2 separate regions of the Homo sapiens genome follow, and region 1 is linked to region 2. A link is a loop called in an ENCODE intact Hi-C map of the cell type or tissue named here. Cell type or tissue: PC-9. All regions are shown on one strand. Each heading gives the region's core, and the rest is flanking DNA. Links, peaks and the distances in the headings are about the cores only.

Evidence for each region. A loop is a pair of places that touch in the nucleus more often than their neighbours do. Peaks named below come from ENCODE experiments on the same cell type or tissue, not always from the same donor. Only the 100,000 strongest peaks of a DNase experiment are listed, where the experiment ranks them.
Region 1: it touches region 2 in a loop (4-fold over the local background); 1 of 110 quality-filtered maps calls a loop at or near these places.

The regions. Positions count from the first base shown.
Region 1 is chr3:65,994,152-65,999,529 of GRCh38, forward strand. All of the region lies in intron 1 of MAGI1 (membrane associated guanylate kinase, WW and PDZ domain containing 1), which reads right to left. LOC124900543 (a long non-coding RNA gene) reads right to left here. Exons shown (of 2, transcript XR_007095951.1): 1 at 1-5,378. Among named protein-coding and RNA genes, the nearest start is that of MAGI1, 42 kb to the right of the region's middle. In PC-9, for the core only: no CTCF peak of the experiment used is centred there; DNase peaks (open chromatin) are centred at 1,120 and 2,700; H3K4me3 peaks cover 662 bases; H3K27ac peaks cover 2,117 bases.
Region 2 is chr3:66,113,055-66,118,432 of GRCh38, forward strand. No RefSeq gene overlaps it. Among named protein-coding and RNA genes, the nearest start is that of MAGI1, 77 kb to the left of the region's middle. In PC-9, for the core only: no CTCF peak of the experiment used is centred there; a DNase peak (open chromatin) is centred at 3,017; H3K27ac peaks cover 1,393 bases.

The sequences.
Region 1 (5,378 bases), core at 170-5,169, 120 kb before region 2:
TAATCCTAGCTACTTGGGAGACTGAGGCATGAGAATCACTTGAACCTGGAAAGCAGAGGTTGCAATGAGCCGAGATCACACCACTGCACTCCAGCCTGGGCGACAAAGCAAGACTCCATCTCAAAAAAAAAAAAAAAAACACTGGTAAATGACTAAAGCATGAAAGTGAGTGGTTCCAAGATGCAATGCTCTAGAACACAGCAAAGAGTGAGAGACTCAGTGCCCTTTTCAAAATACTTTCAACTTAGAAATGCTTATTAGTATCTCCCCTCCTCATATGCTAAGCACCCCCTGAGGTAGACAGGCAACCCAGTCGGTCCACCCTGGGTGCTGACTAAAGACTTCTTGAATGTATCTGTTTCAATTATCTACTGTTTTATATCAGACTACCCAAAACTTAGTGGCTTAGAACAACCAACCACCATTTCATCTCTCTTACAACTCTGTGCATTTAGAATGTGAACAGGGAATGCAGTATCTTCTGTCTCAGCTCCCTGAGCTATCTGTTGGGGTGAACCATCTGGGGTCCCAGCTAGAATGGCTCAGACAGCTGGGTGCTGGCTCAAATTGCTTAGCTGGAATCACAGTATCATCACTTCTACCACACTCTTAAAGTGGTGCACAAGCCCTGTGTACCTTCAACAGGAGGGGACTCTCTAGGCACATGAAGTGGGTTTCACTGAGGCTATCTAGCCAACAGCTGACTGTAACTTACACACATCAATGAATGAACAAACTTCAATCACTGGCTCCATTCCTCTTTCCTCTGTCCTCCACAAAGACCAGTCATTTGCAGAGAGGAAATTAACTCATTGTTTCCCTTAACCATGGGAAAGAAACAAAGGGTTAAGTGGTCAGGTGCTAAACCTGAGGGGCATGGAGTTCTTAGACAGAAAGCTCCTCCATCCACATATAAGTTTCTCGGGGACAAAAACATTGTCTGTTCCCCACTGACCCTCAACTCTTGCCCATACTGCAGGCTCTAGAAAACTCGGAAGGAACCGTGATCCTCTGATGAGTCACTCAGCCTTGGCTTCTCCCTGGTGAAGACAGACAACAAGAAACACATTTCCATAAAGGTGCTGAGATAAGCAAAAACATAAATAACAAATGCAATATGGTCTAGAGATGGACTTGTTACACAATGGTGCTGTCCAGAGGAGTTCAGCAATAGCCAATAATTACAATGAGTCATTAGTAGGTGAGTGGCTCACACCGTCCCAATGCAGGAGAGCCAAGAAATAATAAGACAGGTCAATTCAATCCCACTGAAAGCTCAAGTTAATAAGAAATTTAAATATTTTTCAAAGAGTAGAGGTGATACAGACAAGAGGACACATCCTTTTCATCCATTTCCCCATAAGGATATACGGCTCCCTTAAAGGGTTTTTTTTTTGAGAAAGAGATCAGATCCTAAATGTATCACGAGGCCCCAAATGGTAAATTCAAATCCTATTCAAACTATTGTCAGGGAAGGAGAGAAAATGACAGACCAGCAAGCACATTCCTGAAGCAGCAAATTTAACAACCTCCCATAATCTCTTCCAGCTGAGCATGCGCTGCTCCACCGGGCCCTTCTATTCCCATTTGTAATTATTCAGTGCATTCATTTCTATCCTCCTCAACAGCTATCTAAGTCTGTTCTCTGGGAATCCTGTGAATATTTTCAGACAAAAAATTGTGCGGCAATTAAAAAGCTAGCTGCGTGTGGTAGCATGCACCTGTAGTCCTAGCTATTCAGGAGGCTGAGGCAGGAGGATCTCTTGAGCCCAGGAGTTTGAGGTTGTAGGGAGCTATGATCGTGCCACTGTACTCTAGGCTGGGTGACAGAGAAAGACCCTTTCTCAAAAAACAAAACAAAACAAAAACGGGATCTTTTTCAGCTTTCTAAAAAATAACCAGAGTTCTAAGAATTTGGGTCCCAGAACCTACAAATTAAATTGGAATCTACGACCCACCATTCATTAGTTAGGTAACACTACTGAACTTCGCAACTGGGCAACTATTGAACTTCTCTGAGCCTCAGTTTCCTCATCTAGAATATGAAAATAATTACAGCACCTACCTCCTAGAATGTTAAGGAGGATAAAAAAAATGATACCATGTATTTCAAGGTCTTCACCTGCAACACAGAACACAATAAGCTCTCAATAATTGCCAGCTACTATTATAACTTGTCTTTTTATACTGCACCTAACCCTAAATTAACAGTGCAACACTTCATTTTTTTTTAAATCTCATAATTCCACCCCATTCAATCCTAACTAAATTTAAAATACACACCAAAAACTAAAAAAGAGATACAGGCACAGCTGCCAAATGGCAAGTAAAAAGCCGTAATTTTCCATCATTGGAATATATTTAGTGATAACTATAAATGAAAAACTAAGGGGGGGGGGGGGGAAGCGAGCCCCCACTTAAAGTTACCCTTCCAGTCTGACAGTCTGAAAACCAAAAATGAAGTCAGACTTCCGCTCGCTTCACTCCTTTCCACTCCCGTCTGTCAAAGTTGGGTGGAGAACTCCCACATTTCCTGTTCTGAGCCCGGAGCTCTCTGCCAGGTAAAGCAATAGACACTCCAGCTTGTGCTGGGACAGCTGGGACCATCGGAGGGCCGGGCACTCACGAAGTTTCATATCATTCTTTCTAGGTTAGTTCTGATGAAATCAACACCCTGAACTGAAGGCCCCGGGCGGCCAAGATAAAAGATTAAGTCATCAAATGACTAGCATACTTGCTTCTTAACAAGCAACTCTTGTGGTTGTCATACACGAATGACGTCATCTCCAACACACACCTTGTCAGGTATTCTATTCCCAATTTTCTCACAGCTGAAAAGGAACCAGACTGCTGATTTTCTCAATTTGCTTAGCAGAGGCAGAAATTTAATTGGGATATATATGGTTCTTTAGATTTTCTTCTGCAGATTATTTTGCCTCCAGCACTTTACATTCCCCAGGGAATGGTTTTTGTTGTAGGGAGTACTTAAAAATGCATCTATGTACCCACCCTACCTCAGTGGAAGTGGTCTGGCAGCACCTCCTCACATACCCTGACCACCAGCAGCACTGTGCAAGACCTTATACAAGATCCAAACCACTAAAACCTCCACCAACTTATCCACAGACCAAAATTCAGATTTGCCAAGATTTATAAAATGATTGCAATGTCATGCTACAAAGAAAAGAATATCGGCCTCACAGAACTCAGTAAAAATAATATCAGCCAGGCGCGGTGGCTCACGCCTGTAATCCCAGCACTTTGGGAGGCTGAGGCAGGTGGATCACGAGGTCAAGAGATCAAGACCTTCCTGGCCAACATGGTGAAACCCCATCTCTACTAAATATACAAAAAATTAGCCAGGCGTGGTAGCGGGTGCCTGTAGTCCCAGCTACTCGGGAGGCTGAGGCAGGAGAATGGCATGAACCTGGGAGGCGGAGGTTGCAGTGAGCCGAGATCGCGCCACTGCACTCCAGCCTGGGCGACAGAGCAAGACTCCGTCTCAAAAAGAAAATATCATATCCATGATGAAATTTCATGGAGTTCTGTACCAAGTCAACCTACCCACCATCTAAAATTCTCTTGTTCAACTATTGCTTTTGTGTTTCCTCTTTTCCCTCTCCACACACACCCTCTCCCCCTCGACACCAGGAACCTAAGACCCATGAGAGCAAGGACTGTTCGCCAACTCTAGTCTCACAAGACAAGGCAAAATAGTAGTTGTTGGCTGGGTGTGGTGGCTCCTGCCTGTAATCCCAGCAGTTTGAGAGGCCAAGGTGGGTGTATCACTTGAGGTCAGGAGTTCAAGACCAGCCTGACCAACAGGGGGAAACCCCAGCTACTCAGGAGGATGAGGCTGGAGAAACGCTTGAACCCGGGAGGCAGAGGTTGCAGTGAGCCAAGATTGCGCCATTGCACTCCAGCCTGGGCGACAGAGCTAGACTCTGTCTCGGGAAAAAAAAAAAAAAAACAAACAGTAGTTGTGGTGGATTCCGTTATTTTTTTTGGCAAATATTCTCTCCCTCCTCCTCCCCCAGCCTTCATGGGAAGACTATACTTCCCTGACTTGCTCTGGGTATGTGCTGAAATGACAGTGTGTCATGTCAGTCCCAGGACCAGGCTGCAGAATGAGACACATACAGCACAGTTTCCCAGTCAACTTGCAGACCCCTGAGTGTGAGAATACTTCATGCTGAATGCCACACAGTTTAGGGTAGTTTGTTACATAGCTTTTTCGTGCCAAGAAATGAGTGATACAGCAAGCTCTCAATAAACATTTGCTGAAGTAACAAATGAAAAGACTCAACTTGTTAGCACTTGCAAAAACCCATTAATTGTGACAATTCTGCAACAAATCAAGTATTAAGCCTAGTTTTTACTCTAGAATATACTCCTTTAATAAAAATTACATATTTAGAGGTTAAGATTTAAGAGACCAAGACTAATCTGTTAGGCCTTCCTTATTTGACTAGAGCCAAAAGATAATGATCACTTATCCCATTTGTAGATTATACTCTGAAACCATTTGATGGTTTTTTTGGGGGGTTTTTCTTTTTTTTTACCCTTTCCTTTCCTAAAATGCTGGTGAAAGCTTCAAGCCCATAAGATACCAATTTTTACAGGGTACTATTCCTTTCATCTAATGCAAAAAGCCTTGAAGCTCATAAAAATGAGGCTATGAACTTTTAAGGCACATAGCTTGTAGGGTTAGTGTTGATGTATTTCCATTACTTGAAACATTTAATGGAAGTAGTTTAACAGTTCACTTACATATTGTGTTTACAGTTATTTCATTTCTTAACAGAGAATAGAATCACATCTAAATGGGGATAAAATCGCATTACATTCTAGAAGTACCTTTTCATTCTGACCCTTTATCACTCAAGGTAAGGGCTATAAAAGAATCCCTTTTTTAAAAAAAAAATTTATTTGAAGTTCCGGGGTACATGTGCAGGATGTGCAGGTTTGTTAGGTAGGTAAACATGTGCCATGGTGGTTTGCTGCACCTATCAGCCATCCCTTAGGTATTAAGCCCAGCATGCATTAGCTATTTTTCCTGATGCTCTCCTCCGCACAACCCCGCACTCCCTGACAGGCACCAGTGTGTGTTGAAAAGAAGCCCTTTTTCAATGAAATTATAATTTAGGGGGATAAGGAGAGGAAAGACAGGCAGAAATGAGAAAGAATCAATAAAATCTGGGAGCAATATGCTTCCTCATCTATGGTACTGATATGCTTACTTTCAATGTGCCAAGCATATGCAATATCAAAATTTCACATGTATAAATGATTATGACCTACCGATATCTTTCTTTACCCCTCAAGTGTGAGGGGAAAAAAATGGGAAAAGCACCTAACAGAGTCTTCAGGCCTTATGG
Region 2 (5,378 bases), core at 58-5,057:
GGCAGATCACCTGAAGTCAGGAGTTCGAGACCAGCCTGGCCAACACGATGAAACCCCGTCTCTACTGAAAATACAAAAATTAGCCAGGTGTGGTGCCAGGTGCCTGTAATCCCAGCAACTTGGGAGGCTGAGGCAGGAGAATCGCTTGAACACAGGAGGCAGGGGTTGCAGTGAGCTGAGATTGCACCACTGCACTCCAGTCTGGGCAACAGAGCGAGTCTCCATCCCAAAAAAAAGAAAACTTGTAAATGATGTTCGGGGTTTGTTGGAATCCCTGTGGAGGTTCCAGGTCTCACCTGCACACTAAAATATTCTCCTTGTCTGTGGAAGCTTTCTGGTGCTCTAGCTTAAAAGGAGCACATCTAACTTTCTAATTCCAGTCTTTATCTTAATTTAAAAAAAAAAAAACACCCAAACGCCTTATGTGAAGTTTATTAGGGCAATAATGCTGTGGTATTGCTAATTGCTGGCAGACACATCAATCCATTTGTTTGCCTTACCCTAGAGGGATTTTAAAGTTATCAATTCTATTTGTTGGTTTCTAATAGAAAGCCAGGGCTTATCCCATAAATTCTGAAGCTGTGGAACTAGGAACATTAGGACTCTTCCTGCCTATTTTGGAGCATGTATCATTGCACTGGCTCCCTAACCCCAGGAGAGATATATTACAGATGGAGTGTATGCCCCATAAAATAAAGTGTCATATCTTCTTGACGCAGCAATTCTTAGCTGCAAAGACAATGATTCATCTAGTCAGTGCCAGCTTCTAAATGAGAAAAAAGAAAGAAAGATGATTAGGAAGATTCATCCTTTGACTCTCTGTCTCCATTTCTCTTCCAAGCCTACTTTTAGAAAACCACTAGGTTCCAGAATCTGCATCATGGGGTCTGAACTTTCTAGTTCTTGATCCTCAAAGGAGATAAAAGTGAAAGCAGAGTGCATCTTCTGAATAGCATCCTGGGGAAGGTGGGCTTTGTGAAGTAACCAGTTGTGTACAAATGAACAAGCTGGCTCCCACTCTCCTCTCTCACCTCTCCTCTGGCCTCAGTTCCTCCCTACCTTCCACCAGTCCAACCACAGTGGTCTCCTTAAAATGCCTCAGATACGCAAGTTCTTCATGATGACCTGGAGCTCTTTCCCCAGTCTCATGGCTGAGACTTTCTCAGCACAAATGACCACTTTCTCGGAGAAGCTTCCCCAATAACCCGGCTGAGAGGAGCTCCCACCCTATCCTGACAGTACTCTTTCAACACTTTGCCCTGTTGTATCTTTTCCTTAATGTACTAGCTAGAGTCATGGCTTTATTTACTTGCCCCAGTTTGTGCTTTTTAGTGTTTTTCTCATCTAGAAAATAAATACCATGAGAGCAAAAACCTCATTTGACTTTTTCTCTACTCTACTCCCAGGTACTGGAAGGAATTCTAGAATTTTTTTCCTCTGTTTTTAATATATTTTTACATTTTTAAATATTAACTTAAGCCCTTTTTCTTTCTTTCTTTTTTCTGAGACAGGGTCCCCCCTCCATCGCCCAGCCTGGAGGGCAGTGGCACAATCTCGGCTCACTGCAACCTCCGCCTCCCAGGCTCAAGCGATCCTCCCACCTCAGCCTCCCAAATAGCTGGGACTACAGGCATGCACCACCATGCTGGGCTATTGCTTTGTATTTTTGGTAGAGACAGGGTTTTCTGATGTTGCCCAGGCTGGTGTTGAACTCCTGAGCTCAAGCAATCCACCTGCCTCGGCTTCCCAAAGTGCTGAGATTACAGGCGTGATGCTTGTCTGAGATTGTAGAATTTAGTAAGTACAAAGAGTTCTTGATATGGGCTCAGATGATTTGGGTGGCAGTTCCAGAACTGTGTAAATGTGGTCCAGTTTCTTGTCTTCCTGAGTTTCATTCCCTCATCCGTAAAATGGGAGTAATAATACCTACCTCACAGAGTACTTGTGAAGATCACTGGAACAATGATCAAGAAAAAAATATATACATATATTTTTTGAGACAGGGTCTTCCTCTGTAGCCCAGGTTGGAGTGCAATGGCTTGATCACAGCTTGCTGGTCTCAAACTCTTGGGCTCAAGCAATCCACTTGCCTCAGCCTCCCAAAGTGCTAGGATTGCAGGCGTGAGCCACCACGCCTGGCCGATAAAATATTTTTTATTCTGTTACTGGTTTTACACTTGGGAGAGATATGAGGGTTTCCTAAAGGACCTTGATAAATGAAAGAATGACAATGAAATATCATGATACTGAAAGGGGAGCTCTCACAATCTGAGACAGGTGGTAAAATTTAAGATGCTTATCCCACCATATAGAAAGTATGTAAATTGATAACGACAAGAAATTACATCAATTGACTGTACAGATTCCAGAATGTTAGAGCAGGAAGATTTGTTAAGATATAGTTGAGTGATTTTTAGACGTGGGTCTCTGGAGTACTGGGGTTTTGTTGGAGTCCCCTGGGATCCAGGATATAGCGGGAAATAGCCAGGAAAGAGGAGGAGCTGAGCTGATAGAAATACATGCCCCATCTCCCCTAATTCAATCAGATTAACTGCATTTTATGCTTTTTTTTTTTTTTTTACATTGTTTCAGAAGCTAGTTATTTATTGCTCAGAACCCTTCCCTCACTCTTTCTTCCTGACCCTGATTTTTGTGTGCAGGGAAATGGGCTCAACTTCAAGCTATGGAGTGTGGTCAAGGTCATTCATGACAATCCTCTTCCTCAGTTTCTCAGTCTCCCTGGAAGCTATGGATTGGCATATGACCCAGTTTTAGCCCATGAAATGTGAGAATAAGCCACTTTAGCAGTTGCTGCTAAAGTTTTTAGGAAGCTTTTATTTTCTTACTAAAAAGGGACATATGTGGCTGATATGGTCCTTTCCTGTCTTCCTCCTCCCTTCCATGCTAACATCATGTCTGCCACTACAACAGCAATCTTGTGACCATGTGGCTGTAAGCACAGGAATGCCTGGAATCTCAGAAACATTGGCTCTGACCTCCGTGAGTCACTGAACCAATTCCGGCAACCACCTGGCTCCAGACTTCTTGCCATGTGAGGAAGAAGCCACTATTGTCTAAACCAGTGCAGAGTTTTCTGTCCTTGCGTCTCAAAAAGCATTCCTCACAGATATACATATATTGTGCTTCCAGATAAGATTTTGTTTAGGATTCTGAGTCTAAAAATAATTTGAAATCTGATCTCATACCATCTTTTCATTGTAGAGAGATAAGGTAACAGTTTCAGTTGTCTGTTGCTGCATTACAAACTATCTCAAAACTCCCTGGCTTAAAACAATAGCTGTTTTGTTACCTCTTAGAATTCTGTGAGCTGACTGGGTTCAGCTGGGCAGTTCCTCTGTTCCTTGGGATGTCTGCATTGCCTACAGTTACCATGAGGCTCAATGGGCTTGTCTAATGCCTTGACAGGAATAGTCAGAAGGCTGGGCTCGGCTGGGACACAGGTCCTTTCTCTCTCCTCATGCAGTTTCAGAGCTTCTCTCTGTCTACATGGCCTCTCCATGTTGACTTCGTACATGGCACCTTCACGCCCCCAAAAGCAGAAGCCACCAGGCCTTCCTAAGGCTTAGGCCCAGATCCAGCTTTGTGTAACATCTGCGGCATCCCTTTGGTTAAAATGAGTCAGGTTCAAGGATAGAGGACTATCTGAGGGCATAAATACAAGAGGTGTGTTTTATGGGAGGCAATCTTTGCAGGTTAGCTACTACAGAAACTGAGACTTAGACTGTGAAAAGTAGTTGTCTAAACTGATAGAGTCATAAGTATTTAAATTAGAACATCATTGAAGGGATGAGAGCTCCAAAGCGGGATAGAATGGGAGGGTGGAGGGGACAGGCAAGAGAAAGGACTTATCCTCAGCCCAGGGTTTTTAAATCTCAGGAGTGTTGACATTTGGGGCCAGATAATGTCTGGATGGCTGTCCTGTGAATTGTAGAATGTTTAGCAGTATTCCTGGCCTCTACCTGGATGCCATTAGCATCTCCCGTCCAATTTTTATTTTTTATTTTATTTTTTTGAGTCAGTGTCTCGCTTTGTCATCCAGGCTTGAGTGCAATGGCTTGATCTTAGCTCACTGCAAGCTTTATCTCCTGGGTTCAATTGATTCTCCTGCCTCAGCCTCCTGGGTAGCTGGGACTACATGCAGGCACCACCACACTCAGCTAATTTTTGTATTTTTAGTAGAGACAGGGTTTTGCCATGTTGGCCAGGCTGGTCTTTAACTCCTGACCTCAGGTGATCTGCCCACCTCCCAAAGTGCTGAGATTACAGGCGTGAGCCACAATACCCGGCCTCCCCTCCAATTTTGACAACTGAAAAAAATCTCCAGTCAGTTGCCAAATGTTCCATGGAGGCAAAACCACTCCCCGGTTGAGAACATAGCCCTAGCCTTAGTGATGTTTAGAGTATATCTATAACTACACAGAAGCCCAGCTGTCTCACATGTGGGTCCAGGCAGCATGTTTATATTCTTAAATTCTCCCAGTGGGAAATGAAGAAGGTAGGATACTCAATTTCACACTCTGGTCCACATGTTTTATGTGGACTCTTCACTTTGGAAAAAGCTTTTTTAGTTTTGCTGTAAGTTCCCCAACTTGACTTTTTTTTTTTTTTTCCGTGAGATGGATCTCGCTCTGTCGCCCAGGCTGGAGTGCAGTGGTACGATCTCGGCTGACTGCAACCTCCACCTCCCAGGTTCAAGGCTGAAGCTCCTGCCTCAGCCTCCTGAGTACCTGGGATTACAGGTGTGCACCACCACGCCTGGCTAATTTTTGTATTTTTAGTAGAGACAGGGATTTCCCCATGTTGGTCAGGCTGATCTGAAACTCCTGACCTTGTGATCTGCCTGCCTTGGCCTCCCAAAGTGCTGGGATTACAGACGTGAGCCAGCCAACCCGGCAATTTCACTTTTAAGGTTGTGTCTTCAAATGAAGCCTGAACGGGTGGTCCTTCATTGCCAGTGCATCGCACTAAGCACTTCCCTTCCTCTCTTTTAACCAGGAGTCATCCACAAATAAGTAGGTGGATTTTAAAGCCGTGGGACTGGGTGACATCAACTAGAGAAATCAGAAGATGAAGAAAGAAGAAAAGCTGGTGGCTTAGGCCAGGGTCTACCCTGAGGCCTTCTAACTTTTAAAGGTAAGTGTGTATGTGTATACATACATACATATGTATACACACATATCCCAGAAACTAGAAAAATGTATATGTACGTATAAAACTTTTTTGGTTTTCTCCCTATATTTATACAAACATATATATGTATATATACACAAATACATATTAATATATACACGTGTGTATGTTATATGTGTACATGTTTATTTTTCTCATATATATATATGTATATTTTTTAGACAAAG